Regions from separate parts of the Homo sapiens genome. Here region 2 is linked to region 1. A link is a loop called in an ENCODE intact Hi-C map of the cell type or tissue named here. Cell type or tissue: uterus. All regions are shown on one strand. Links, peaks and the distances in the headings refer to the core of each region. The heading gives the core; the rest is flanking DNA. Region 1 overlaps THADA (THADA armadillo repeat containing). Region 2 overlaps THADA (THADA armadillo repeat containing).

What was found. Hi-C counts contacts between places; a loop is a spot of excess contacts. Peaks named below come from ENCODE experiments on the same cell type or tissue, not always from the same donor. Only the 100,000 strongest peaks of a DNase experiment are listed, where the experiment ranks them.
Region 2: it touches region 1 in a loop (2.5-fold over the local background); 6 of 110 quality-filtered maps call a loop at or near these places.

The regions. Positions count from the first base shown.
Region 1 is chr2:43,406,785-43,422,542 of GRCh38, forward strand. All of the region lies in intron 28 of THADA (THADA armadillo repeat containing), which reads right to left. It also overlaps the pseudogene RNU6-958P. Among named protein-coding and RNA genes, the nearest start is that of THADA, 180 kb to the right of the region's middle. RefSeq lists an enhancer at 1,489-1,668. In uterus, for the core only: no CTCF peak of the experiment used is centred there; a DNase peak (open chromatin) is centred at 8,984; H3K27ac peaks cover 7,145 bases.
Region 2 is chr2:43,340,908-43,356,665 of GRCh38, forward strand. It overlaps THADA (THADA armadillo repeat containing), which reads right to left. Exons shown (of 38, transcript NM_022065.5): 30 at 3,215-3,330. Among named protein-coding and RNA genes, the nearest start is that of LINC01126, 120 kb to the left of the region's middle. In uterus, for the core only: a CTCF peak has its summit at 4,845; DNase peaks (open chromatin) are centred at 4,691, 8,244 and 8,651; H3K27ac peaks cover 7,715 bases.

The DNA.
Region 1 (15,758 bases), core at 4,729-12,728:
TGGTCTACTGTTCTCCTCATGCAACAGCTGGAAAAGCATTCCGGATCTACCCTCGGGGTTCTTGGGCTGGGATGAGCTGCATGTAAGGCAGGAGCTGGGCTGCAGCATATGCAGAATGAATGAAAGAGTTGCACATTCCTCCCAATCGCAAAACCCTTCACAATGTTTCTGCTCGGGCTACACAAACAACCAAGAAATGAGCACGTTCAGGCAGCCACTGACTCTTTAAAGGGGGCTGAACATAATAACACTTGGCCCCTCAGCATGTCGCCTTTCCTTGCAGGCAGTGGATGGGTCTGAGAAATCAGTAACAGGCTGGCTTTCCTTTGGTGTTGACTGCTCAAAGGCCAAGTTCTCAAAGTGATTTAATACAGTTGAAACTCACACCATTATCCTTTAGAGCAAGAGATTCCATATTTACAGTGATTGATTTTTCAGTTCACAAACACAGGAATGGGTAGTCATTTTAAGACACTACACAAAGGAATAGAGAGAATTTACCATCTTATTTTTTAAACCCTATTATATATAACCCTACTATATATAGATAGAAGGTTTAGAAAGGAATGCTTTTATTGACATTAAAAAACTTTTTTTTAGCTTTCAAATTTTCTAGAACCTATGATAGCTCTCTATTGTCACATTAAATACATATTCTTATTCTGGTATTCAAAGTACTCTAATTCTAGTCCAAGGTTGACTGCACAAATCATAGGTGCTGAGTAAATTTTTCTTTGACCAGTTTAATTTTTCAGGTGATTATCTCTGAAATGATATTAAAATCTTAGACAATCTAAACATCCTGTGAGTCAAGGGAATGCTCAACATACACCAATTCTATTAACTTCCCTTTTTGACAATAATCTGTTACATTTATAAAAGATTCTGATATCCACGCTAAAAAGAAGGAAGGAAAAAAGGAAGTGAAGGTAGGAATATTTACTGAGTGCCTGCTAGATGCCAGGTACTTTAAAATATTTTCTCTCATTTTTAGTACTTAGATAAACCCTTTAAAATAAAGTATATAATATTATATAAATATATGTGGGTTTTCACTCTAGATAGTCTATGGGAACATAAAAAGAATGATGGATTCCCAAATAAAATGTAACCACAACCAAATAAAATGTCCTGTGCCAATTTTTTTGTTGTGATAATGAATGAGGAAACCTTTGTAGGCAATTTATCCCACTAATTTCAATGGCTGGAATGCATATTTGCAGGTCTCATACATAAGGAATTGGTAGTCTAAATATGTTTCCTACTGCTCTAACTAGTGTTAAACAAAACAAAGCCTAAAGCTTTATTCAATATTATCTTTAAGGAAGGCAAATTAGTCACCAGGACTTTGAAGCAAGTCATCCACCAAGTTGCAGCCATCAACCAACAGTTTATGAAGAACCCCACAGCAGACTGCGACAGGTTCCACAAATGCTGTGGCAGTGTCCCCTGGTATCCTCTCTCAGTACTGATCACCTCAGGTCAAATCACTTACAGTCATTCAAAGTATAGTATTGATTTTGTGCTTGCCTCGGCAGCACATATACTAAAATTGGAACGATACTGAGAAGATTAGGTTGCCTCTGAGCAAAGTATAGTATTTATTTAAAGACAAGTTTGAACTGCCCAAGAATAAAAATCTTCAACATTACTAATGACAAGAAAAGACACATACATGTCAGCACATTGGCAGAATTTTCTTGGGTGTAGAAGAAATACACAGTCATCAGCTTTAAGTGACTTTTTTGGTGAAGTGAAACCTACTGTGAAGCAGAAGCACTTACATGGTTTCCTTCGAGTCTCTTACGCAAGGCTACTTTTAAGACATCCTCAAATTAAAATATGAGTATCTAACAATGTGGCCACAGCAAGTTACATAATGTCCTTTCACATCCTCATCTATAAAAGCTTATTAGAGTAAATGATCTCCAAAGTCCCCTTCAAAAACAAAATTCAATCATGGACATTTAAACATTCCAGGCAGATAGCTATCTTTTTTATTTTAAAATATCATTATGACCTCTCTTGTTCCATTGTTTAATCTCATAATATTGATGCTAATAATAAAAGTTTTATGTCTAACACTAACCATACTCAATCTTTCTATAGTTGGAGCCAATCTTCTCTAGTTTGAGCCTCTGTGGAGTTGGAGAACAAATGACCAGTGTTTTCTACACAGAGGAAAACCCTTCATTAACTCTACTGGAATCCCATCATGAAAGCACCCTTTACTCTTCTGAGGGCTACAACCACTCCAACTCCTTTCATCATGTAGAACCTCTTCTCTAGAATCTCATTAATTATTTTGCATCTACAGAGGGTTAAATGAATCTTCCCAGTGCCATCAGCTAAAACAATGATTGGTGCTACTGCTGTATGAAAGAAATTTGAGTATTTCTTTTAATTTGATTACTTTGCAGAGACTGCATTTTGTTTTTGCTGAAGCTAATTAATGCCCCTGAATGACCCTCCTCATGTTTCACAGAAACACTTCAAGCTAAAACCAGAAAGAATGAATTTTTAAAAATAATAAAGTACAAGGAAAGTTTTGAAAAATTCCAAAAAATTGCTTTTTTTTTTTGGCCTGGAAAAATGACACAAAAGAGCAACAGATATTGAGATATTAGCAACAGACTCATTCAAGGTATCTTTTCTCAAATGAAAATTGCAATTAGGTAAGTTGAGTCATATTTCAGCATGCCTACAGTATCCCAAATAGACTACTGCCAGTCAGTTTTTAAATACCCCTGAGAAAGTCTGACATCCTCCTTTGGTTATCCCAGTACCCATGTTTATACTGCCAGTCAAAAAAAATACTTCCTTATACAGTATAATTATACTTTTTCTTGCTGCAATTTAATTTTGTTTTTCTGGTTCTACATGCCAGGGAAAGAAATAAATCTATGTCTAAAAGACTTGTATCCAAAATATATTCAGAATAATAGGAAAACAAAAGCAGGCATGATGGCTTACACTTGTAATCCCAGCACTTTGGTAGACTGAGGCAGCAGGATTGCTTGGGGCCAGGAGTTCGAGACCAGCCTGGGCAAAATGAGACCCTGTCTCTACAAAAAATAAAAAAAATAGCCAGGCATGGTGGCATGTGCTTGTAGTCCTAGCTACTCAGGAGGCTGAGGTAGGAGGATTGCTTGAGCCTAGGAGGTTGAGGCTACAGTGAGCTGTGACTGTGCCACTGCACTCCAGCTAGGGTGTCAGATCAAGATCTCATCTCTTAAAAAAAAAAAAAAAATAAGAGAGAGAAGAAAAGAAAGCAAACAACCTAACAGAAAAATTGGGTCAAAGCTTCAAACAGACACTTCAGCAAAGAAGATATATGAATGCCAAATACATGTAAAGATGCCCAACATCCTTAGACGTTAGTAAAGTTTAAATTAAAACCCCAGTGAAATACTACTATATACTCACTAGAAAGGCTAAAGTTAAAAAGACTGAGCATACCAAGTGTTGGCTAGGATATGGAACAATTAGAATTCTCATACTCTACTAGTGGGAATGTATAATCACTCTGGAAGACAATTTGGCAGTTTCTTAACAAGTTAAATATATACTCACCACGCAGCTCACCTGTTCAATTCCTGTGTATTTACACTAGAGAAATGAAAGCCTAAGTCCAAAAGGAGACTCGTGCATGATTGTTCCTAGCAAGTTATTTGTTACTAGTTGATGGATACAACATAAATGTCGTTCAACAGCTAAGTACACAAACAAATTGCAGTATATCCATACAATCGAATACCATTTGGCAATAAAAAGAAACAAGCTACGGATATACCTAACAACATGGCTGAATCTCAAAATAATTATACTGAGTGAAAAAGCCAGACAAAATAGAATGCATCCTGTATGAGTCCGTTTACTTAAAATTCTAGGAAATGCAAATTAATCTGTATTGACAGAACATAAAACAATCATTGCCAGGGAGGTGGGGGAGGGGAGGTTGGGTAAGGATTACAAAGGATGATGGCTATGTTCCTTACCATGACAGTGATGATGGTTTTATGGGTATATAAAAATATCAAATTGTACACTTTAAACATGTGCAGTTTATTTTACATCAATTGTACCCCAATAAAGTTGTTTTTAAAAGAATAATCTTTCATATACATTAGAAAAGTTGTTATACATTCTGTCTTGCTTTCTTAGCCTCCAGCTCCATCTCCAAAACATCTCAAGTCTTCTCTTCCTCAGATTAAACAAGCCCAGCTATTTCCTTTAAACTTTTACAACCAGAATTAATGTTCCCTTGTGCTCTTTTAAAAAATCAAATCAATAAACACTTAAATCCTAACAATCACACAAGAATTAAAAAACAAAAAAATTTTTTTGGACAATGTTCTGAATCTTTCACATGTTCTAGACAGGCTCAGAGAAGTTAACTGACTTGCCCAGGCTCACAAAGGGAATGAATGTATGAGCTAGGATTCAAAGTCAAGTCTGTCTCACTGCAGAGCCTGTGCTAGTTGCAAAAATGAGTGTTCCCCATCTCTGATATTTTTACCACCATAGAAGTGAACAACAATAGCACATATTAAAAGAAATTCAATTTTATTCATTTTAAGGACACTTGACAGCTCCAATTATTCAACCAAGTGATGTCAAATTTGTTGGGCCAGCTTTAATAAACTCACCTGCTGTATTCAGCGGTATGATTTCGTAGTGGTTATTAAGGTAAAAGATTCCCCTCCCCCCAACTTGATTAGATTAAACCTGCTTTCTAATATTTTGAACAGCCTTTTAATTTGCTTATTCCATCATGAAAAGGTAATTGTCAACTCATACTAGTTTTAGTCACCCTAAATTCTGACAAACAGAAGCCAAATCAGTGGATTATTTTTCAATATATTCCAAATGAATGCACAATGGAGACTGCTGTGCAAAGTTAGAAGATGAAACAAAACTGATTACATACACCTATACCCTGCCACTAATTAAAAATATACTAGTGTTACAAGTATACAGTTTCAATGGTGGTGGTATCTTTGTTCAGAAGCACGGTACATTATTATACAGCTGAAGCCCTCTAGCATTTAATTAGGCTGCTAATTATGAGAAGAATCACATTGCCTTCAAGTCTTTCCCTGGATTGTGACCAAGACTTGGTATATTAATTTCATGGTGATTGTGTTTTAAGATGGGAAACATGTCAGTAAAGAATACTGGTCACATCTTTCAAAGTGTCCAGGTGATGAGATTTTAGCTGTGGCACAGTTTGAGACATTAATTAGAAGAAAATACTGCTAATTCCCACTGCCAATTTTGATGATCAGATGATATTTTATGTTGGATTTTAAACATGAGTAGCATTCAAAGTCTTCACAGGGGATACACACATGAATATAAAAAGAAGAAAATTAAGTGACATTCTTTATTTCCGTTTGAGTTCAATCAATTAACAAATTTAGCCTCAATTCAGTATCATCTTACTCCCCGGCTTTCTTCCTTGCCTATCAAAATAATACTACTAATAATAAAGTCGGTGCAAAATGTATGAGTCACTCTTCAGTCATGCCAAGTGCATAATCTTCAACCCAAGATTAAAAATAAAGTGCTATGTGTGAAATTCAATACTGTTTAACTTTTGGGTGCTAAAATCTAATAAATATAATATTTCAAAAGAAATTAAACAATCTGGATCACTTCTGTTCATTTTCATGATTTCATCAGCAGATTTCTATGGCTTTGACTACATTTGCTAGTGTTCAGAGCCTGGGTAAACTGGTGGAATTTGGCATCACTTAGTTTATAATCTGTATCACCAGTTCATACAAGTCACAGAAAAGTTCTCCACTCCCCTATATACTTCAAAGCATTTCATTTATTATTCAAATGGTTCTTCTGACAAAACCATTAGTCAAGAAGAAAGTAAAGAAATCTTATTTTTTAAAAGACACACCTTCCACACCAGACTGCTTTAACTAACCATGCTATTCTTGGCAAAGTCTTTATTTCCTAAAGAATACATTTAATTTCAACTTTTCTTACCTCTGAGAAGGTCAGGGCTTGTTTTTACTTGTTTTCACTCAAAGTGAGCTTTTATATATTTTAAGTTTACCTTAACTTCTTCCTAAATCCCTACATCTTCTAGCCTTTTCTAAAGAAAACACTAAATTTAAATATGTGCAAGTTATTGAAGTCATAATGAATGTCTCATAACTACCTTCAAATGATGATAGGCATGAGTGCATGAGTTCAATACACACAGGGAAAAAAGAGACATCTTTTGGTCAGAGTTCTGAGTTAAGGGCATTTGGGGTTAACGATAAAAAAAGCTTCATGATTTGAAATAGGGTTATTTTCTTTATTTCCCTCTCTCCCCTCTTCTCTCCTTTCTATCCTAAAAATTCATACTGTAGCTATGTCATAGGGCTATTTTCTTTATTTTCCCTTTCCTCCCTCCCTTCCTTCTTTCTATCCTAAAATTCATACTGTAGCTATGTTACCAGGTAACATGTTTGCAGGGTCTGAGAAGTTTCTTGGCTTGATGAGAAAAACACAACAGTCTAGTCCTAAAACCCCACCACCACCCCCGCCCCATCACCAGTGAGGCTAAGAGGGCTGGCTGAATCGTAAGTCAGCAGTCTGATTAGCAAAGATGGGTTGGGTTTTGGACAGAACCTAATACAGCAGCATAAGGTGAGATACAAATTTAATACGGTCAAGAAATATATGCTTGGCTACTTAATGGCTGCCAGATACCACAGATGAGGTTGCCTTACCTAATACTACATTTCTAGTTGTGGAACATATCAATATCACTATTTGATAATCAAAGCCTTAGGCACTACTATTTCAGCCATCAAGTGACCCATTGCCACTTCTTTTGGTTCATTTGTAGAAAGAGAGTGGCTATCATGGTTCAGAGTCAATCATTTTCAAGACAGAAAGGGCTCTTTTCCAATCCCAAACTTCCTAGTATGTTTGTATGATGGTGACAAAATGGTCTCTTCATCTTCTTCTGTTCATTAAGGTATTCGGTACTCACAGTCCCACAGTTCTTAAATGGATACATAATGCTTTATATGCAACAGCAATCCCATTCAAAATAATGCAGGCCATGCAGCCCACCCATATTGTACAGTTGGCCCTCAGAATCCTCAAAGGATTGGTTCTAGGACCCGTGAGATGCTCACGTCCCTTATGTAAAGTATGCACAGTATTTGCATATAACCTATGCATATCCTCTGGTACACCTTAAATAATCTCTAGAATACTTATAATATTTAATACAATGTAAATGTTATGTAAGTTGTTATGTTGTATTGTTTTTACATTTGCATTGTGTTTTATTGTTGTGTTTACTTTTTCTCCAAATGTTTTTGATCTACAGTTGGTTGAATCCATAAATGATTGGATGAGGTCCAACTGTATTTGCAACTGTGACTGAAGCACTGGAGCTGTCAGGAAGTAATATTTACTTTTGTTGTGGTAAAACACACATAACCTAAAATTTACCATTTTAACCATTTTTAAGTGTACAGTTCAGTGGCATCAAGTACATTTACCAAGAAGCTTTATTTTAGATTCAACTGGACTCTGGCCTTGATGCGTGGATATCTAGTCATTCATTGGTTGATACTCACGTCTTCACAGAGATACATGTCATTCTATTTCCAGGTAACCTCTTGGCTAGGTATTCGAAGTCAGAGTTCATCCAACATACTATGGTTTGTATGCTTGAGGTGAGGAATGAACCACCAAAATGAAGCATTTGTCTATTTCCTTCCAGATGAAAGATAGAAACTTTGATCTTCTCTTCCTTGCCATTAAACCTTTCAGAAAATAAGGAACCCACTATTCCTTGACCTTTGGGATTTTTACAAACTTCAGACTTCAGTTCAGAACACAGACTAGAAACTGTCCAAGAAAAACATGCCCCAAATGAACAGGATATAAACAAAACTGTAACTAGGTAATTAATGGTAGGGACTTGACTCCCCTCACTGCTTCTCTGATAACAATCTGGCACTTTATCAGCAGGGTCTTTTATCTGGAAGGATTCACTGTGTTCTGCTGCTTGGAACTATTCTGGGAGGGCACAAAGACAAGCTTTCATCTTAGAAAGGAAATGGAACTACATCTAGAAGGGGTAAGAAAGAGTTAAAGCTGTAAAAAGAACTCCAAGTCTTTCCCTGCCAGAAAGGAGAGGTGAATGGAAAACACGATGCCATGCTTCACTGAAAACATGAGAGCAAATTCTAATGGGAAAGAAATCACTGCAGTCTTCCAAAGGTGGCAACTTGCTTTCTCCCTTTGTTTCGAGTTCTACATTTTCTCCCCAACGTATTCTATTTATCTTCCTGTCAAAACCAAAGAAACGTAAACTAATTCATACTATGGCATAAATGACTACTAATAACTTTTAAGTAATTTATGTTTCATTGAGATGTCCATTTTAGAAGGGATCAAAACCATATACTAAAAGAATGAAAATCTACAAGGTTTAGCTCATAATGGAGGAGGCATCTGAGAAAATTAAGTGGGTAGAGGGCACTGCTTATGACCTGTCAAATCATTTAATATAGGTTTCAATTACCCTAGGGGTAAAGCTGGTCTGGGTCAGTGACTACAGTGGAGTCACATCTGGCCCTTCCAGTGGCATCATTCCTAGGGAAAAAGGGACTGTTAATGGGAGTATGTATTCATTAGTAGTAGTAGAACGTGCTCCCTTTATTCCCTCTCCAAGCATGGGCACTCCACTCAGATCTCATAACAATGTCGTGGACTGGTTATGGAAGAACTCAGGAAAAAACAGGGATTTAAATTCCTCATCCTACTTAGAACTCAGGAATATTTATCCAAGGTTGGGCCAGGGTGGGTGGCCAATTACAAAATCTAGAGCCTGGGGCTTCTGTGCCAGATCATGGATTGCCCAGCGACACTAGTTCTCTTCTGTCAGGCTGTGGAGCCCCCGAGGTTCATATCTAGGGCCCTCGTGACGCTTCACGGTGGGTCAGGCAAGGAGGAGGACACAAGGAAGCTGCTCTGCTGGCTAGCTTTCAACGGGGAATTCTATCAGGACATGGCATTCTAAAGCTGCTACTTTAGAGACATGTTCAACCACGCAGCAGAATGCAAATCTCTCTCTAGTCAAGCTTTTCTTAAGTCCAGTTTTCATTCTGGCTACAAATTAAATTCTGATGTCTTAAATCACACAGAAAAAAGGGTGGGGGGATAATAAATGATTGAATTATAATAATTATATGACCCTGAAGCTTAACTAGAAAAAATAATTCTATTTCTTAAGTTTCTCTTCAGTAGAATTATGCAGGTTATAATTAGTATTAAGTCAATTTTACTTTTCATTTTATCCAAACCAGAAAGAAGCTGAGCAAAAGGGATTCTCCTGGGAAAAAAATGAATAAACATTCAGGCAAGAAACAAACCAATGCTACCCACACATCACCCAAAAAGACAGATTATTGTCTGAAAATATTGTCTGTCCACTGCTTTGTAAATTCTTTTCTTGTCTGTGGTGACACATCTGTCAGTAACAATTCAACTTTTCCTGGGCTACCTGGATATATTTTTCCACAGTTTCTGCTAAAACAGATGCTTCTTTCCTGTATGATTTAATAACCAAAAGGGAGCAGGCTTATTTACACAGTAGCCTGTAGATTTCATACAAATATATATTTTGTTAATGCTCCGGACACTGTAGAAACTGAACAGAAAAATCTCATTAATGTTTCTTGGTTTTGTGATTATTCAGACTGAGGCCTACTACAGCCTACTGTAGGACTGAGAGTTTTCAACTAAAGTAGACAAAAATGTGGCATCTCTTGGGGGCTGGTGGTCAGGGCACAAATGTCCCAGATCAGGAATTTTCCCTAATGCAAAAACCCCAGGGGACACATCTCATCCTCCGTGTACCCTCCACACAGGTTTTGGCTGGTAACCTTTGGATAATTATGAAAAGAGGGCAGTAGGACTATGTACATAAAAGATATAAAATTGGCAAACCAAGGGCGGTGTGAACCCACTTCAGAGGCCTTGGAGTACAGATGATCAACTAACAACCAGATGCTATTGTTACTTATCCATTAAAGCAGTTTCCTGAAGTTATTATATGCAATCTTAAGTAACAAAACCTTCCTTTCATACTATTCAGTAATGTAAACGCTTCACAGATTTAGATTTCCTTTTTTTCCAAATCAGTTTACAATTACTGCATAAGAAAACATTGGCAATTTAAAAAAGTTTCAACACGAATTGATATCCTCATGGCTGTTTTCTTTTTTTTTTTTTTTTTTTTTTGAGACGGAGTGGCTGTTTTCTTTATAAGAGAGTAAAAAGAGAAACAATCAAGTTACTATATGTGAAAGTACACTCTAAACTTAAATTCTTATGTAAACATTTGCTATTATTGTTTTTTTTTTCTAGCAACCCTAAAGATTTTCAAAATTACGTAAAGCAGTGGAAACTTAAGATGACATACTAAAGACAGATAGAAAACATATTTTCTAAGAGTTTAAAAATTATGCATAAATAGCAGCCCACAAATAATCTCATTAAGATTTTAGGCTTCTTAGCCTCAAGCCACATTCTCTCTTTACTAAGACACTTATAACTGTGCAATGACCCATGATTTCCTATTATAATAAGGAAAATTTCCTTTGTAAGAAATTCTCAGTGTTTCTCAAGAATCTCAAAACTTCAGTTGAGCCAGTTTTATTTAGCAACCTGTCACAACCACTTAAGCTTTATTGCAAGTTTTTCTTCCTTTTCTCCTGATTTCAGATTAGAAAATGAGACTACTGCCAACGAAATGCCCAAGGGGGGAAATATCTCAAGAAAGCAAAGTAAGTCCAAATGTTTGTTAGGTAAAGCTGCAGGTTAATTTTGGCATGCTGAGAACTACCCTGTCATACTTCACAGACACAGCATCATAAACAGATGAGCAAAAGCAAGTATTACAGTGTTAAGAGCTAGAATAGCTAAAGCAGTCGCTAACAGCATGGGTTCTAGAGTCAGATTGTTTGGGTTCAAATTCACGCCTTATCACTACCAGTATGAGCTAGGTAGGACACATTTAGAAAGTTCCTACTGCCCAACATTCCCCCCCTCTGTGGAATGGGATAGTAACGACAATGACTTGATAGTGCTGTCATCATGATTAAATGAGTTAATATGTGTAAAGTCCTAAAATATTGCCTGGCTTATAGTAAACATTTGCTAATTATTATCATTTATCACTAATCAGGATGGAAAAAATAGGAGCAAAGAAGAGATAAGAAGCATCGTCAAAAAGGATACCTCATTATGCCAAAAACTGTATCTGTCTGATTCACCACTCTGTTTCTAGTGCCTGAAACATAATTGTTTTCAATAAATATCTGTTGAGTGAATGAATAAATGAATTTGCCCTGACTCCTTAGGGAGTCACTTTTTGAATGTGGGCATATTATGTCTACTCTCTCTGGGCCTTGGCTTTTCACCTCCAAAGAAAGGAACAAGCACCTGCTACTTGCTACCTCAAACTGATGATAATCAACGTAAGAAGCAAAGCAAATCATTTCAAGCTTACTGGAGCGCTTTCAGAAGTCAGTGATTTTTTAAACCAATGCTCCTTTGTTACTGGGTATGCATGAACACAGTCACTGACAGCGGGAGGAACCTCTGTGCCACCCTGAGTCCTGATTCTGATATGTTTCCCTTAAAGAAGTTCCCTGACTGCAGCTAGCCAGGTAGAGCAAGATGTCAGACATTGTACTAGGCCCTAAAAGAAGGCTGTTCAAACTTCAGTGTGCAGAGGTAATTGAAATTCTCAACTTTTGGATGTGTGTGAGACATGCAGAAGAAGCTGTCCAATAGAAAGTTGAACTTGTGATTCTATATGAGTTCTAGATCTAGGACCAGGTAAGTGTAGGTGAGTGATAACCCCAGAGAGAGCATGCAAAGTGAAAAAGAAAAGGTTTGAGGGCAGGACAAACAGGTATACCAATGTTTGAGAGGCAGCGGGAGGAAGGGGGCCCTCCAAGGAGAGATAGAAATAACGGCCAGAGAAGCCACAGAAGAAAGAACTCAAGAAGAAAGGAGTCTGCAATAGCATCAAACACCAGAGAAAAAGCAGAAATGAGAAGGAATGAAAAGCACCCAGTGGCTTTTTTAATAAGGAGGTCACTCCTATTTGTTGGTGCAGTTTAGTGAGGCAGTGGAAGAAGCGGCCAGGCTGCAGTGGGTTAAGAAGGGGAAAAATGGAGACTAAACACAGACCACCTTTTCCTAGAGCCTGGCTATAAAACAAAGGAGAGGACTGTGGGTGGAGTGGGTTTCTCCATGGACAGAACCCACACCTGATGGCCTCCACATCTTCTCTTGCAAATGAGAGGTGATGAGAGTAGGGGTGTTGGGTTGGGCAAGGGCACAAAGTAGGCCCTCAGTAAATACACTTAATGGAAGGATGAACTGGTGATGAAGAGTGATCACAATATAAAGAGACAGAGAAGAATAAATGGTGAAGAAGAGAATGTCTATAACTGGTTGGAAGGGAGGCAAGATGAGCAGTCAAGAGTCACAATGTTCAAAGTGAGTGAGGAAGGAAAAAGTAAAAGGACGTGAGGGTGAAGGTATCCTGAGCAGCTGATGTAACATGTGTAGCTTGTTTTTACTAGAAGATTAGAAATAGACGGTGGGGGCCAAGGCCCAGAGGGAAAGGGAAAACCCATTCCAGTCAGAGAAAGCTAACCGAAACACACTATGTCATTATTTTTCCTTGTCCTCATTTGAAGCCTTCTATAATTTATCTTTACCTTCTTATTCTATTTCCCAATTCTTATTTTCTTCTGGAAGAAAAAAACACATTTTTGATCTAAAATGTTCTCTACTGTGTAGGATGACTGCCTATCAGTCAGCATTTGGGGCTTGGTAATGTGAAATCCTTCAATTCAGCATTAAAAATGCCTGCAGAGCACCTTTGCTACAATTTTTGAGAAACAATTTAAGAACAAGGAAATAAAAGTTCTGTATGGAAAAACACTGTTAAGATACTTTAAAATGTTAAGTATTACTAAATTTAAATTTTTTTTCCCACTACAATTCATTACTTCCACAAGACTTAAATGCAACACTCAGGACAAATACTGTTCTTTATTAAAGTTACCAAAGGTGCACCATCAATGGTTTCTCCTGTTAAATAGCAAACCATTTATTTTGTGAATTTCCTGGGTCGCCCTTGGTTCAAGTGGAAGCAAAGCTCTTTATGATGCCTTCCAAGTTATGAATCATAAAACTCTCCATCACAATCTTCCCCTTGTTGGATCCCCCTGACTTTTCACTCCTCTCACATGACTTGTTAATCACCATGGGTGATTTCTAAAAGTCCCTGAGATGGCAGACTGAACTCCCACATTTCTTCCTGCCTTGCTATTTGGGAAAGCCTCCCGGACTTCTCCAACCCACTGATGCTCTTCCCCTTCTTTGTAGGCCTCAGTCCTTAGTGTATATGTCATATAATTAAGTGGTTAATATACACGGTATCAGGTTCACAAGCATGTATTTTACCTTATTAGCTAGACGGTAAGTTCTTTAAGCATAAAGACATTTTTCTTTACTTTGCATCTTACCCAAGACCTAACACTAGCTAGGTACACAATGAATGTTTAACAAATACTTGGTTACTCAATTAACTGATTAGATTCTAACTTCTAGTATGAATGGCAGCAATAGGCCATAGATTATCATCATTGTCAGAAATTTCACCTAAGAATGGGACTGTGTGCAGATCAAATCACTTGTTCTAACATGACCTAAACTGGCCTGTTGGGATAACAGATAACACTGAAGAAAAGCTGGTCCCTACAAGTTCTGTTTTTCTAGTTTGCTTTGTCAATGCATTCCATAAGAGGTGAACTCCTCATTCCTTCTGCTCAAAAACATATTTAGAAAATGGTCTTAAAGAGATCTGGCACCAGAAATGAAGTTGGCCAGGCCCCTATCTAGGAACTAACAGATAAAAATTGGTGACAGATAACAAGGTATCTTTTTATGCCAGAACTATTTGCAAAAAAAGACACATAATGCAAAACATAATTTCATACTACATGCTGAACCTCAGCTACCCTGGGTAGAATTCAGAAATTCAGAGGGCCATGAGTACAGCCCTCCAAATAAAGTGCTAGGCACAGTAAAAAGGAGGCAGAGTAAGTAGCTGCCCAAACAATGTGATTTCCCCAGCAATAGGAAACAACCTTCCAATCTCTGCTTCTAGATCCTCCCTATATAAGGCCTAAAACACCACCATTAGAGTTTTACTGCTTTATTTCAAAATGTATGTATCTGTAATATACAAATACCCCATGGAAGATAACACTGGGGGCATTTACATGTTTTGCAAGTTTGGCCTATAAGCAAAGAAGAAAACTGAGCAGCACTGAACACCTGTGCCTCAACAATCTGGTCCCAAGCCTGACCTGGTATCAGACAGTCACATAGTGAAACCAAGGGGCCAGGGTTTCCACAGAATTATGGGATAGCAGAACCCTTTTTTCACCCAACAACTGTTAGCAGATTAGGATGGCTGGGCAGCGGGGGAAGGGTGGGGGCATACTCCTTTCCTATAATTCCCTTCTCTGAACCTCATGGAATTTAGTAGTAACCACAGACCAGGTAGAGTGCTGGCCAGGGCAGGAAGTTCTATGTCAACAGTACTGGCAAAGCCCTATTTCTCAGGTGTTTCTACTTGTAATGAGCAAGGCTTGGAGACCCCTGTACTCTCTCTCCAGGCAACTCTGTTCAAGATACTTTGGGAAATTGGGACAATAAAGAGTTATCTACTATAACCACTCTTTAGAAAAGCATCTCTGACTTCTCAAAGACTCAGATGTTCTTTTGCTTGTCAGAAAATGTGGCTTAAGCCAACATCTGGAATGGAGAAAAATACAGGAACCACAAAAAAAGGTAATTAAATTAATAAAGAATGCTTTTCAGACATAACATCTCATAGGCCAAAAATATGTTTTCAGAACTATCCAGAACACAGTTACAGAAGTTACTTAAATGCTAAATTTTAGTAGATTAATTCCTGGAGGGTGCCATTTAAGAGCAAACCACTGTGACTTTTTGGGCCATGCCAAGAATGGCATCCCAACTTCTTTTCTTTGAGAGATCGAAGGACCCATAAACAAAAATGTACAAATATTGTCACAGGATTAGAGGCAGGTTGATCATTTCATTCACTGAACATTCAGAATCCACAGCTGAGTTGTTCACCTATTCTGAAATAAGGCATGCCAAACAGATACCTTGATGATATCCAGTCCAACCTCAGGTGCGCTGCAGATATATGCTCAACATGTGATCAGTTTTCCTTGAAAACTTAACACTTTTGCTGATGGGCAAACTCAGTATTATGGAAATATGTTCTTTTCCTTGATAGAGAATACTAATTTTCACAAAATTCTTCTTTAAATTAAAAGCTGAAATCTATCTTCCATTTTCCCATTGGGAGCAAAAAAGAGAAATTATGCGCCTTCTACCATATGGCAGTCTCTCAAGTATATAAAGACCATTATCATGTTGCCACTAAGTCTTCTCCAGTCTAACTGTTTCCAGATGTTTGGTTTCCTCCTCATCTTGGTCACCTCCCCTCGACAGATACTAGTTCTTCAGTGACCTTCCTAAAATGGGGAGCCCAGAACAGAATAATAAGGAGAATAATGTGGGTTTAGGCTAACCAACAGAGTTCAGGGGGACTACAGCCTCCACTATCTGGAAGCAGCAACAGTGTCATGCTGCTTTCT
Region 2 (15,758 bases), core at 3,444-11,443, 67 kb before region 1:
CAAGAGGACCTCAGGGACAGGGCAGGCATGTGACACCGAGGCTTCATCACTTATACCCAGTTCTATAATTTGCTATTTAGGAACCTCAAAGTTATCCTGTCAATGATGTGGATAATATAGAAAAACTGATACATAGCTTTGGAATGCATTGTGCTGTCTGGCAGTATGTTTTCCTTCCAAACTCTATTTCAGGCTCTGAACACATTCTGATTAACACTTGTAAAAGTGTGCTGGGGAGCAAAAGGAAGCCTGGTGTTAGGAACCATTTACAGACCACCCACAAAGCGGAAAGTTCACACTTGGATAATAGAGAGTTGACTGTACTGGAAACAGAAAAGTGGCTGTCCTACATTCTGGGCAAGGAAGGTGGAAACCCAGTAAATTGCAGTGATTCATTCCTTTGTCTTCTAGAGCTGGAAAATCATGGAGAAAAATCAGAAGTGGGGTGGGGAGCAGAGGGAATGAGAATGGAAAGCCCAATTAGAAAACAGCAATAGGGACCACAGGACAGGTTTTAAAAGGCCAGGAGGACTTCCCTTCCTCTTAGCTGCAGAGGAAGCTGATGGCAGCTTTGTCAGCCATCTTCAGGCACTGCACAACATGAAGGTCCACTCAATGGCTGGCCTGCCGCTCCATCTCCTCCATCTCATCCAACAAGAGGTAATGGACTCAGGAAGCCAGTGGATAATGACTTTCTACGAGATGCATGAAGGAGTAGCAAGCTAAGGGGGCAGAAACTCCTTCCTTACAGCACTTTAAGAACTAGAGTGTTAGGATACTTGGGACAGTCCTGGCTAGAAGCAGGTTTCAGAGGATAATTTCTGGACAGCTCTGACTTCTTGATCCCCAGAAATAACAGGTAGGAAGAAGTGGCCTATTACCTGGCAAACAGCTGAGGGTACTGATGTGATATGTATCTTTGGGATGCTAAGAGCCACACAGAAGGCAAATGGTACTAGGCGTGGGTAAACACTTCATGGGTAAGCAACTCCTACTCTCTAAATAAAATGGAGAAAACAAGTTGGGTGCAGTGGCTCACATGCCTGTAATCCCAGCACTTTGGGAGGCCGACGCAGGTGGATCACCTGAGCTCAGGAGTTCGAGACCAGCCTGGGCAATCTGTTGAAACTCCTTCTCCACCAAAAAACCCCACAAAAATTAGCCAGGCATAGTGGCGTGTGCCTGTAGTCCCAGCTGCTCAGGGGACTGAGGCGGAGGGATCACTTCAGCCCCAGGAGGTCAAGGCTACAGTGAGCCGTGGTAGCGCCACTGCACTCTAACCTGGGTGACAGAGCATGACCCTGTCTAAAAAAAGGGAGAATAGACTAACAGACTAAAAATGAGAGGCTCCCAATAACTTTACCGGCATTTCAGACACAAGATAATTTCTCCATCAATATCCCTATCCAAAGCTATTAATGTTGAGACAATAATTGAGATACACACATCCACACATTGGGAAATCCACCGCTGGCTCCTTCACCAAAAGGTTTCTTACAGGAGCTTTCACTGTGTGGCCTGGGCATATTTCCTGAGCCCCATTCTCTGCCACTTGTGCCTTACACTTTAGGTTCCAGAGGGCTAACTTCCTTATGGTTCTGCAAACCTACAGTGCCGTTTCATATTGCTGTGTCTCTGCCTATGCCGTTACCTAAGCCTGGAATTCCCCTACCTGTGTTGGCCACTTGGCAAAATTCTGGCTCACTCTTGATGGCCAGTTTGATGTCAGCCCTCTCTCACCCCTCTTCTGGCGTAATGCTGTACCTACTACAGACATTTGTTATAATACTTAATATACCAGATGAAAATTATTTATACACGTCTTTCTCACTTCCTGGAAGTCCCTGGAGCCAGGACTAGCTCTTTTATATTTTTGTATCCCTATATCTCCTAACACAAAGGCTAGCAGGTAGCCTGTGCTCAACAATGCTTTGTTGAATTAAACTGATTTGAGAGCCTCACACAGCCCATTACTTGACTTGCCACAGAAGGTAAGAGCCCAACAAAAGTGACCAAAAGCACACTTTTTGAAAAATAAAAAAGAGAGGCTTCTACTTTAGACAGCCAATATACTTTTTTCTTTTTTTTTCAACTTGTTTGTTTCTCAAACTCTAAGCATCAGAAATTTATTTATTTTTGAAACAAGGTCTCACTCTGTCACCCAGTCTGGAGTGCAGTGGTGCAATCACAGCTCACTAGAGCCTTAAACTCCTGGGCCCAAACCATCCTCCTGCCTTAGCCTCCCAAGTAGTTGGGACTACAGGCATGCACCACCATACCTGGCTAATTTTTGTTGTTGTCGTTGTTTTGTAGAGATGGGGTCTCGTTATGTTGTCCAGGCTGTTCTTGAACTCCTGGGCTCAAGCAATCCTTCTGCCCTAGCCTCCCAAAGTGCTGGGATTACAGACATGAACCACCACACCCGGCCAATAAACTGACTCTTAATTAAATGCGTGTACTATGGCAGGAAAGGTAGTAACACTAACACATGCGCCTCTTCTGGAGCTACTCTGGTGGAACTTACAGAGGACCTACGGAGGGCCTTTGCAGTTAACACTATCCTACCACCACCAGAGTCCTGCAACACAGATTTTGAACATGGCATTACAGAGAGGACTCCCTGTATATTACATGAGAAATTCCTTTTACTCCTTCATCTTTCACACAGTAAATGTTCTAAGTTCCAGGATAAACTAACAATGGCAAGGATGAAAAATATGTTTCTATTCTTTTTTGCCTTGCTTATTCAAGCTACCTTACTACCCACCTAAGAAAGGCAACTTCCATCCCCTCTTGCTATTCACACCCTATCTGTCCCTCAGTGCCTGCTCAAGCCTACAGCAATCTCTAATCTCTGAGTTGCCACGGCACCTAAGAGTCTGTACCACATGATTTAGTCAATTACTGCCTTTCATTGTTATAATATCTAACACAGGACTGGGCACGCAGCAGGTTTCAACAAAAACAAGCTGATTGGTGGGCAGACAAAAAGCCATATTACATGCCCCTCAGTCACTTAGCAGTTTTAGAAAAATTGTCAAGAAAATATTTTTCTTTCTTTACCACAACCCAAAGTTCTAAAAGGATAAATACTCCAATAAGTTTAGAAAACTCATGCCAATGACTTTTAAAACTCCCCACAACTAGAAACAGCAATTCTCAAATGTATTCCTAACCCCTGATAACTCCTTGCTCATGTGGGATTTTAACATACCTCTTGGCCAGCCAGAGTTTGGCTTTGGTACAAACAGTGATGTCAGTCAGCTCGTGCTGGAAGTCTGAATTCGTTCCGTGTTTGGAGTCTGAGTAGGCTTGCAACAAATGAAAAACCTAAACCAAAAAAGAAAAAAAAATCCTGCTGTGAAAATATATTTTTCCTAAATGCTCAGTTCCTCCCTTTTAAGTTTCCTTAAAATGTTCCCCTCAAAGAAAACAGACACCTGCAGAATGTAGCTCTGGTCTCTTTGCAGAAAGGCATGTTGGTTTTGGAGGATGTAGCAGTGCCGAGAAACCCAAGTCCTTAATCCATACTTTGCTATGGGTTTCTCACACAATCCCCAAAACTGATGACTGTGGCCCAACAATCATCTGCCACAAGAGTTTATTAGTTACAAACAACCTATACACTGATTTCAGCAAAGAAATGCAAACATCTTTATGTTAGCTGTCGCACATGAAAATAAAATGTGCCTTTTAAAGTCAAAGTCTTAAATTTAAAGAAAAATACATTGTTTGAGAGTCTAAACTGGTTTACATGTCTGAGTTCATTAGAACAGTCGTGGCTAAAGAAGTAGGTCAAACTAATTCTTGCCTTAGCAAATACTGGGCAGTGATGTTTGTAACTATTTAGGGTTTTTTTTGTTTTTTTTTTTTAGCAGATCTTCCCTTCGATGTCAGGAGTGAATGCAGCAATGCAGACGTGCCCCACTTATACAAGGATACTCGTGTATATGCATGTATGCACGTATGTATGTACTGGATTCAGCAATGACATCCGCAAAGCCTCTGTGAGGAGTACAAATCTATAGCAGACAAAGAATAAGGACAAGGGCATAAATGAGATCTTTTGACCTTGGCTAGTGCCAAGGAGAGAAATGCAAGTCAAGAGAAATCCTTCAGTCTCCAGCCTCCTTATCTAAATCAAGAGGAAGAGGTGGGTGTGGCAAAGTAAGCATAGATAAACACACTAAGAACTCTGAAAGTCTATTTTAATAACATCTGTTTTCTTTCCCTATTATATCCTTCTCTAGAGCTGTGAATGATTCTTTCTGTGTAACCAGATTCAACGTTTTCCTCTCTTTCTCTCCTATCAACAATGGGCTGACAATAGTGAAATAATTGAGAGTTAGATACGGAAGGGGGTAATGAGAAACAGAAAAGGCCAGATAAAATCAATCCAGAGTCATCAGACCCTAAATGGGTAGACTGGCAGGTTTTACTGGGTCAGACGTCTGCAATCACCAACAACAAATACATGCCAAGCACCTTCTGTTTAGAGAATCAAAATAAATTTCTTCTAAACAGAAGTAACTGTACAGGAGAGTGCACACAAGTCCCAATGTGGAGACTGAAAATGCTTTGTCTAATAATGGATCTGTTATTTCAGAAGCAACAGATCAAATGTCATGCCTTCACCACACCCCCGCAGGGACCCAAACCACCCGACGTGGAGTCTGGAGCAATGGGTCTGGCTGGAGCTTCTGTTCTTATGTGGTGACTGCCAGAGGGAAAAAATACCTTCCTCAGCCTGAATCCCCACTGTCCTGAAAGAGCTGGCAAAGTCACTGGGCTTTGCTTTACTTTTCTCTACAGCTGCACAAAACCAACCACCAGGGCTTTTCATGGTGTCACAGGATCGCAATTAATCAGCAGACACCAGCAAAATGCATGACTTCGGAATTTACTTGTAAAGAAACCTGTGAGATTTTCAAATGCTTCTCATTTAGAAGCAATCACTTCAAAAATAACTCCTGATGGATGTTTAAACTTAGTCCTATATTTGCTCACCTTACTTGGCAAAAACAAGACTGTTTTTGAAACGCTTGGTAGCTCTGGTTTATGAAAATCAGCCTACAATTCTGTCACATTGGGTACAAACCAGACAATTGTGACCCTGGTTATTCACCAGGAATGGAGAGCGATCTATTTACACGAGACAAATGGAGAGCCAGGTACGCTGAAAAGAACTGTGGCGGAAATAAGCATGTCAAAGGGCCAGGGTCAGAGAAGTCATGGAAAAAAATGGGGCAGGGAAGGAGAGGGAGAAGAGAAGACAGGGGAAAGAGAAAGGAAAGAAAGTTTTATAAGCAATTGTATGAAACAGGTTAGTGTTTTTGAGATATTTTTCTTTAAGAAAATAAAAATATTTGAATACACAACTAACCTCATAGACATTTAGTGTGTTGGGTTCAAGAAAAATGAGACCATCCTTTGGCATGAGGTCCAGGTATAAGGCCAGGCCCTTTGAAACTAAGATTTGATCAAGGTCAGACTCAGGAGCTCCGGCAGCTCCCAAGAAGGGCAATTTGTCCACCAGCTCTTAAAGGATGGCAAGTAGCAAGGCAACTCTTTCTTCCTCACTTTCCTAAAGTTCTGGTCCCAAAGAATTCTGAGGCTAAGAAAGCAGTCAGACCCAGGCCTGTACTGAACCAAGCACAGAGAAACCAAAGCTGCCAGAACCAAGGAGGATGATTAACTGCCAACACACATGAGAACTCAGAAGTTCAGTGTCATTTTATGTGTCCTAAATTGGCAAACATTGTCAACAAATATTTATTAAACAACTCTTATTACCAGGCACTGTCCAAGGGGCTGCAGCAGAGACCAGATAGTTCCTTGCTTTCCTGTAGCTTACATTCTAGTCATGGAGACATGAAAAATCAATAGCTTTCCTGACTCTGCCTGGTCATGATTTACAACCTGCATGGCAGCATCGTCATCACTTTTGTTTGTATGCTTGACCTCCCCCTCCAACAAGTCTGATGCACTGTAGGAATTCAACAAGCATTTGCCAAATAAAAACGATGTTGGTGTTTGGTGCTTCTTCCTATATTCACTCCTTTAGGACACATTCCCTTGGGTTTTGTGAGCTATCGTAGTGCCGACTTCTGTGTCTGGAGTGGAACGGAGAGCTGAATCACGCCGTACTCCTCATCCCAGTGGATGCCTCATCTGATGGTGGAGGCAGGAAGGCTAGATTAGTGCTAAGAATCCAGCCTCATGGGAAAGTGGAAGAGCATGGATTTTGAAGCCGGGCAGAGATAGGTGTAAACCAGTTATCAGTTTTGCGGCTTTGGGCAACTTAACCTCTGTTTCTCCATGGTAAATGGCGTATAATAATATCTAACTTGTAGGACTGTAGAGAGATTTAAAAGAATATATATACTACTAGGCACGCACTAGGGAAGTGATAACAATGTTGATTCTTTTCCATGTTCTGTCTGCTCCCTCTCTTCCAGCCCCATTCCAAAAATAAACAGTCAGAGAAGACTTTGCAGAAAGAGTGATATGCATACGTGGCCTTAAAAACAGTCTTGCCAGAATCGAGGGAAGGGTATGCAAGCAGTGAAAACAATTAAAACACATTTTAAGGGTATTAAAATATTGGTAATGCCAACAAAAAGAGTGAATCTTAAACTATGGACTTTAGTTAATAATAATGTGTAAATACTGCTTCATTAATTGTAACAAATGCACCACATAAATACAAGATATTCATAGTAGGAGAAAATTGGGGGAAAGAGGTGGGGAGGAGAAAAATATTTGGGAACTTTCTGTATTACCAGTTCAATTTTTCCCTAAATCTAATGGTTCTAAAAATAGTCTCTTAATTTTTAAAAATATTGGTACTACTCAGGGGACAACAAGTGGTCCTGTGTGCGCAGAGAACAGCCAGGGTGTGCACAGGGTGGTGGCAGACACAGCTGGAGAAAGGAGTCGGGTCTAGTCAGACAAAGACCTTAAAGGCAATGTCATGGAATGTGTACTTTATTCTGCAGACGGCAAAGATTTCTTCAGAGAGTGCTGTTGGGTGATGAGATCTGTAACTTGGAGAAAAAAGCCAGGGGCAGTGTGGAGGTCATAGCAGAAGGGGTGGAATGCCCAGGACTACTGTAGTAGTCTAGACAAGAGGAGGGGAGGGTTGAAACCAGCGGCTCAAAACCAATAGCCTTTGGGCCAAAAGTGGCTGCAGATGTTTTATTTAGCCCATACAGTACTTTTAAATCAACCTTTATGAATTGGGATATTTCACATTAAAGTCATCCTGATTTCCATTTTGAAAAATTAGATCTGGCTATAGCGGCCCACCTTCCTGTAGGGCAAACAGTCACCTGGCCGGAGCTGAGCAGCAGGAGCTGGCCCCGGAGATGAGAACTGCACTCTCTAGACCACCGCTGTCACCACTATTACTATTGCCTGTTACTCTAGTCACTAAGACGGAGGGTCAATGCCATTTATCAAAGCTCTTAGGCTTTTTTGTTTGTTTGTTTTAAACTTTCGGAGAATCAAGAAAAAAATAAAATACTTACTGAACCCAAATCTCTACTAAAAGTTTGAAAACAAAGAATGGGCAGAGAGCCCCTGTGTTTATACTCATCCCCCTTTGGTTCACTTACCTGCCTGGCACGGGTAGGATTCTGATTTTGTGACATCTCCACCCCACCCCAATCTAAACTAAAACAGCAATGGAAGGAGAGGAAAGGATACATCTGAGAGAGCTTCTGCGGGCTGCAGAGGCAGGGCTTGGCAACTGCTTTAGACATGGAGTTAAGGCGCAGGAAAGAGCCTCTTAACTTGGGCAGCTGGTGAACAAGGGGCATCTTTCAAGATGGAGATTATAAGAGAATCTACAGCAGGCTTGGGAATGAGGGAGGGGAATTAATGAGTTTGGTTGGGAATATCCGTGTGATGACTGCTTTACTTAGGATAATTTATGTCGCAAAAAAGAATTCTTCAGGGACAAAAGGGAGCTCTATTAATAATCACACTGGGAAAAACAGAGGACAGATGCTTACCCCTAGCTGTAATAGGTCCCTTGGAGAAGGGTTAGAGGTGGACATAGGGGTCATCAGCACAAGAAACAGGAGAAAGCTTTGTTGCCCTAAGATGGTTATGACCCAATCAGAAAAAGACTGAAAGCACATTATGAAACAAACAAGTACAAGCCAACAGCATCATCCATGACTATCATAGGCATGGAACTGCCAAGAGATGGGACTGTCAGCCCTGCCCTGAGGAGGGGGTGGTCATGGAAGCAGCTGGGAGGAGCAGGGAATGCACTGCAGGAGGGTGTCAGTGAGTAGGCTGATTTCTTGCCCCTGAGATGCAAGCCTTAATGAAAGTTTGAGGGGAACTGAGAAGTCTGGAGAACCTGGAAGCAGTTACCCTCTGTCCCTCACCCCTCCACTCTAAACACAGAGAGACTCAGGGGAGCCCCAGGCATCTGTGCAAAGCATGGGGTCCATTTTGGCAGCTTTGAAATGCTCTTTGAATAAATGCCATGGGCCTAAAAAGAGACATGAGGCAGTTCCCTGAAAAAACTTGCACTGCACCAGTAAAATATGTCTAGTTTATGCTGCTGGACTAAAATAGCAACTTGTGTTAGACAAGATCAAGATGATATATGGTTGTTTGGGAATGCAACGCTGAGATGGGTTTTCCTCTTCACCAAGCATGGCTTCCAGGCAATTTTCCCCCTTATAAAATCAACAGCAGCTGAGCTCCAGAAACCAGCAGGATCCAGCAATAACAGGACAAGGTTAGACAGGCTATGAAAAAAGACAACTCTAATAAGAAAAGAGATGCTCATTTCAAAGGTCAGATATAAATGGGGGAAATGTATCGTAATCATTAAAAACCTCAAATTCTGAAGATTAAAAAACCTGTCCACTTTTGCAACTGTATTTTCTTAAAAGCAAATGCTATGTTTTTCCCTTGCTGCATGCAGACTGCAGGTGAATATTTTTGACCCTATCACCTTCAGCCAAGTATAAAATTTCTGTATCTGCCATTTTGCCTAGTTTTCTCCCTGCACTGCTTCAACCCCCAAAGCTAAGTCAGTGCCACATTTTCCTTAGTGTTTACACAGGATTTTATTTCGACTGGTAAAACATCTGTATTTTTTCAGGGACTTAAATAAATGATCTATGCTGGGAATGTACAGTATAGGGTGATGTCAGGCCCCCTTTTTTTCTCGACTCACTGGGTAGAACAGGCAAACATTGTTTCAGCCTGTAGTTGGGAATGTGAATATTTATCCTGTCGACTTAATTCATACAAACAGAACTGCAGGCAGGCAGGCAGAAGTATTTTATGGCTCTAGGTCAGATTGAAAGGGGGTAAAAGGGTAAAAGGGAGATGACTGAGGGAGGAATCTAAACTTTCTAATTCACAGAAACAAGCCCAATCACATCACTGCTGGGAAACAGATACAGCAAAAATTATTCAAAATGCAGATTGTGTTTGTATGTGAGTGGAGGGCAAGGTGGGAAGGCAAGAGAGAGAAAGGTCTCTAACAATACAGTATGTCATTTGCAGTCATTCCAGTGTGGGCTAGGATTTGTTTTCCGCTTCAGGCATATTAACTGAACCCCAACTAGGCCGTAGGCCTCTCAGGAGCACCCCTCTTGCCTCTGACTTCCACAATGCAGGGTGCCATGCTTACTGGGTATAAGTACCTACTTATATCATCTGTTCAGAGCTCAACATGTTGTTTTTTATTCACAGCCCAACTGGGCTAGAGCCGGAACCTTGGGATACCTGAATTCCTCAACCTGGTCATTCCCCAGAAGAAAGTGCTTGGTGGGCACTTGCTGTCCACATGAATCCACCAATCTGCTAGAGGGCCAGCCAGGAAGCATTTCATGTGGTTGCTTCCCTAAACTTCAACCTGTTTATTGGGTAAGAATACATCCTTAGGATGGTCTTGCTAAGTCCCCAAAACATGACACCTTACTGTGTTGTGTGTTGCTGCCAGGAAAAGGATGCTAAGTACAAAGTGTAATTACTTCCTAGCTGATTCTAGTTTGGGGAGAGAATCACAGGAAACAGGCCGTGAATATCTTTAAGGACTACAGTGTACAAAAACACAAAGCCTGCTGGGGACTGGAAATTCACTTTGGGCCTCAAATCCATCCCCTCCTTTCTATTAACACTCCCACTATTTTAGTTCAGGAGCAAGAAGACTTTGCACCCAGATGCTAAAAACAACTTAACTGCCTGGTCTCTGCCTCCAGCACTTATTTTACAAATGGCCAGCAAAGAAATATTCCTAAAGCCAAGCTCTGAGGACATCACTCTCAAGTTCAAAATCCATCAATGACTTTCAACCTCCTAAAGAATGTGCTGGCACTAAAGGCTCAATCTACCTTTCCAGATTTAATTTCTGTTTCCTCCACTTTACGAACCTATTCTGTGGCCACAAAGAACAATTTCCCATTCGTAACAACTTACAAATGCTTTCCTGGCCAGGACGTTCCATCATTTGTCTCCCCACCTTCTCCAACTCCACCTACTGAAATTCCATTAATAAAGTAAGGCCCAGCTTAAACGTCACCTTCCCCATAAAACTCTCCCCAGCTTTCCTCAACTACCCCCACTCCCACCCTAAAACTCACTGTTTTTCTCTTCAGTGCTCCAACATCTCCTTTAATTTGATGATTTTAAAAAACTGTTTAATCCCATCATCATGGTTATCAATCTATACTATCCTTTTCTAGAGTATAGAGCTCTTTATCTGGCAGGGAGAGGGGCTGAAAACAGAGGATTCATTGATTCGGAATTCTACCACGGTCTTGCTAGGGGTGGCAGAACAGAAGCTGCATTTGCAGCAGCAGCTGGGGTGCTAAAAGTCACCTCTGTAAACTCTGGTCACACCAAGGTGTTGGGGGAAATAGTATTGACAAGAGAGAAAGTATACATTTGTCTTGGATAATCTCTCACCTATTGTTCTAAATTCTATAAAGTAATTATGAGTTCCTTCACAGGGGAGACTTGTCAAGGGCCCCCAACAAGGGCCCCCAAGCTGTTCGTAAGGGCAAGGTTTGGACAGTGGTGTCAGATAGTCAACCTTAACCCAACATACAAATGAAGGCCTGCATATGAAGAATTTAAAATTAACTAAACACTAACATAATACCTGCTCTAACTAAAAAGCTTCTAATTTTAGAACACAGATACATTTCTGAAAATCTAGTTATAAAATTATTTGTAAAATAAATCTGTCTAAATTCTTTAGGAAGAGCTGTTTATATTTGATAATTTATCTTGCTTATATATCTGGATCTTCAACTACCGAGTTTTCTGAAAGAGAGAGTATCAAGATCAACAAGAAACTCTTAATGTAGTAAAACTTACTAATGAAAAATAATACATGGCGCAGTGGCTCATGCCTGTAATCCCAGCACTTTGGGAGGCCGAGGTAAGTGGATCACCTGATGTCAGGAGTTCGAGACCAGCCTGGCCAACATGGCGAAACCCCATCTCTACTAAAAATACAAAAATTAGCTGGGTGTGGTGGCTTGTGCCTGTAATCTCAGCTACTTGGGAGACTGAGGCAGGAGAATCACTTGAACCTGGGAGGTGGAGGTTGCGGTGAGCAGAGATCGCGCCACTGCACTCCAACCTGGGTGACAGAGTGAGACTAAAAAAAAAATAATAATAATAATAAAAAAATGCAGATGATTTGTTCAGTCAAGACAAAGTTAATTTTTTAAAATAAATTTTATTGTGTATATTTAAGGTATAGAACATGTTATGAGGAGAGGGAGAGGGGGAGAGAGAAAGAGAAAGAGAGAGAGAGGGTTACTATAGTGAAACAAATTAGCATACTCATTATTTCACATAGTAACTAGCATCCCTACCACCACCTTCCAGGGCAAGAGTGGGTTATTAACTATAGTCCTAATACTGTACTTAGATCTTTCAACTTGTTCATCCCGCGTAATTGCTACTTTGTATCCTTTGACCTACATCTGATTTCCTATCCTATACTCCAACCCTGGTAACCACTAACCATGAGTTTATTCTCCCGTTCTATATATTTGACTTTTATTATTTTTTTAAAGATTCCACATATAATTAAGATCATGCGACACTTTTCTGTGTCTGGCTTATTTCTCTCAGCAAAGTGTCCTCCTGGTCCATTCATGTAGCAAATGGCAAGATCTCCTCCTTTTTAAAGGCTGAATAATATTCTACTGCACATAATCTATCTATCTCAGTTTCTTTATTCATTCATCCATTTATGGATACCCAGGTTATTTCACTTTCTCTGGATACACACCCAGAAGCAGGATTTGCTGGGTCTTATGATGGTTCTATTTGTAATTTCTTTAGGAATCTTCACACTGTTTTCCATCATGGAGGCATCAATCTGCGTGCCCACTCACAGGATGCAAGGGTTCCCTTTTCTGCACACCCTCACCAACGCTTATCTCTTGTTTTTTGATAACAGCTATCCTAAGAGGAGTGAGGTGGCATCACATAATGGTTTTGATTTCATCTGAATGCAAATCAAATGATTAGTGATGTTGAGCACTATTTTATATACCTGTTGGACATTTTCATGTCATCTTTTTTGAGATATAAAAGAGATGGGTATTCAAGTTCGTTGCCCATTTTTAAATTGGGTTATATATTTTCCTGCTGAGTTGTATGAGTTACTCATAAATCTTAGATAATAACCCCTTATCTGATACATGGCTTGCAAATACTTTTTCCCAATCTGTAGGTTGCCTTTTTTCACATTTTATTTTATTTATTTATTGAGATGGAGTCTTGCTCTGTCGCCCATGCTGGAGTGTGGTGGCACAATCTTGGCTCACTGCAACCTCTGCCTCCCAGGTTCAAGTGATTCTACTGCCTCAGCCTCCCAAGTAGCTGGGACTACAGGCATGGGCCACCAAGCTCAGCTAATTTTTTTTTTTTTGAGATGTAGTCTCGCTCTGTTGCCCAGGCTGGAGTGCAGTGGTGCGTTCTTGGCTCACTGCAAGCTCCGCCTCCCAGGTTCACGCCATTCTCCTGCCTCAGCCTCCCGAGTAGCTAGGACTACAGGTGCCTGCCACCATGCCCGGCTAATTTTTTGTATTTTTAGTAGAGATGGGGTTTCACCGTGTTAGCCAGGCTGGTCTCAATCTCCTGACCTCGTGATCCGCCCGCCTCAGCCTACCAAAGTGCTGGGATTACAGGCGGGAGTGAGCCACTGCGCCCGGCCAATTTTTGTATTTTTAGTAGAGACAGGGTTTTGCCATGTTGACCAGGCTGGTCTTGAACTCCTGACCTCAAGTGATCCACCCGCCTTGGCCTCCCAAAGTGTTGGAATTACAGGCATGAGCCACCATGCCTGGCTACATTTTATTTTTTATGGGTATATGGTAGCTGTATATATTTATAGGGTACATAAGATATTTTGATATAGGCATACGATGTGTACTGACCATTTATCATTTCTCTGTTATGAACATTCCAATTATATTTTTAGTTATTTTTAAATGTACAATAAATTATTGTTGACTGTAGTTACCCTATTGTGCTATCACATACTAGATATTATTCATTCTATCTAATTAACTATATTTTTGTACCCATTAACTATCCCCCTTTCCTTTCCTCCCCAGCCTCTGATAACTATCATTTTACTCTCTATCTCCATGAGTTCAATTGTTTTAATTTTTGGCTCCTACAAATGAGTGAAAACATGAAATTTGTCTTTCTGTGCCTGGCTTATTTCACTTAACATGGAACCTCTAGTTCTATTTATATTTTTGCAAATGTCAGGATCTCATTCTTTTTTATGCCTGAACAGTACTGCATTGTGTATATGGACTACATTTTCTTTACCATTTGATATTGTTTGGCTGTGTCCCTACCCAAATCTCATCTTGTGGTTCCCATAAACCCATGTATTGAGGGAGGGACCCAGAGGGAGGTAATTGAATCATGGGGGTGGTTATCCTCATGCTGTTCTCATGATAGAGAGTGAGTTCTCACGAGACCTGATGGTTTTACAAGGGGTTTTTCCCCCTTTTCCTTGGCACTTCTCCTTGCTGCCACCACGAAAAGGATGTATTTGCTTCCTTTTCCGCCATGATTGTTAAGTTTCCTGAGGTCTCCTCAGCCATGCTGAACTGTGAGTCAGTTAAACCTCTTTCCTTTAAAATTACCCAGTCCTGGGTATGTCTTTATTAGCAGCTTGAGAACAAACTAATACACCATTCATCTGCTGATGGACACTTAGGCCTTAGGTTGATTCTAAATCTTGGATATTATGAACAGTGCTGTAATAAACAAGAGAGTGCAAATATCTCTTTGATATACTGATTTCCTTCCTTTTGAATATATACCTAGTAGTGGGATTGCTGGATCATATGGTATTCTAGTTTTGCTTTTTGAGGAACCTCCAAACTGTTCTCCACAGTGATTGTACTAATTTACATTCCCACCAACAGTGTACAAAGGTTCCCCTTTCTCCGTATCTTCGCCAGCACTCATTATTGCCGGTGTCTTGGTTAAAAATCATTTTAACAGAGGTAAGATAATTATAGGCTGCCTTTTCAACTTGTTTATTGTTTCCTTTGCTCGCAGAAGCTTTTTAGTTTGATATCATCCTTTTATCCATATTTGCTTTTGTAGACTGACCTTCTGGTGTGACAGCCAAGAAATCACTGCCAAGGCCAACGTCAAGGTTTCCCCTGTGTTTTCTTCTTAGAGTTTTGTATCTTAGGTCTTATGTTTACATCTTTTATCTATTTTGAGTTGACTTTTGTGTAAGGTATAAGGGTCCAATGTCATTCTTTTGCATGTGGAAATCCAGTTTTCCCAGCACCATTTACTGAAAAAACTATCCCTTTCCCACTGCAGACACAGTTAATTTTAATGCAATAAAGGAGAAGGGGAACTGATAGTGGCATAAATGAAACAAAATTAGCCATCGATTGATAATGTTTGAAGCTGAGTGATGGATACATGGGGATTCATTATATTATTTGTGTATATCTAAAAATTTCTATAATATAAAAATGTGAAAAAGATTTAGTGAGGGAGGAAGAATGGAAAGATAAAATAGCTTAGTGTATAGGACACAAAAATAACCAATATAGGAAGAGCTTATGATGTAGTGCAGAAAGTAAGATGTACATACTGAAATTTAAGACAGAAAACGGTTAAGGGCTATAAGAGAAATAGAGAACAGAAGGCCAAGAAATAAACTCATTAGAAATTCTGCACGTGGAAGCTAAGTAGATGATAAAGGTGACATTTGAACAGTAGTGAAAACATTGATTCATTCAATAAACAGTATTAAGACAATCAACCAGTCCTTTGGGAAATGATATAGTTGGATTCCTATCTAAAGCCTTAAACTAAGATAAATTCCAGACGGAGAAAAGAATCAAATGTAAAAAAGAAACTATAAAAATGCTAGAAGGGAATGAAATATGTTTCATATCATGTTTTATAATCAGCAGGTAAAAGTGTTTTTTAAAAGAATAAACAAAAAGCCATGAATAGGGGAAAATAAGATGTATAAATATGTCAACATAAAAACTGAAAACTTTTATATAGCAAAAACTACTATGAAGATTAAAAAGTAAAGGGAAACCAGGGGTAAAATATCTGCTAATTCCCCTAAGGAACAAAATTTGCAAATCAATAACAAAAATGAAAGTAACTGAATGAAATATGGCAGGAATTCTCAAACTTTCTCAATTCAAAGCACCTTTAGTACCTCACTAATTTTTTCAGGGTGCCCTAAGGCCAAA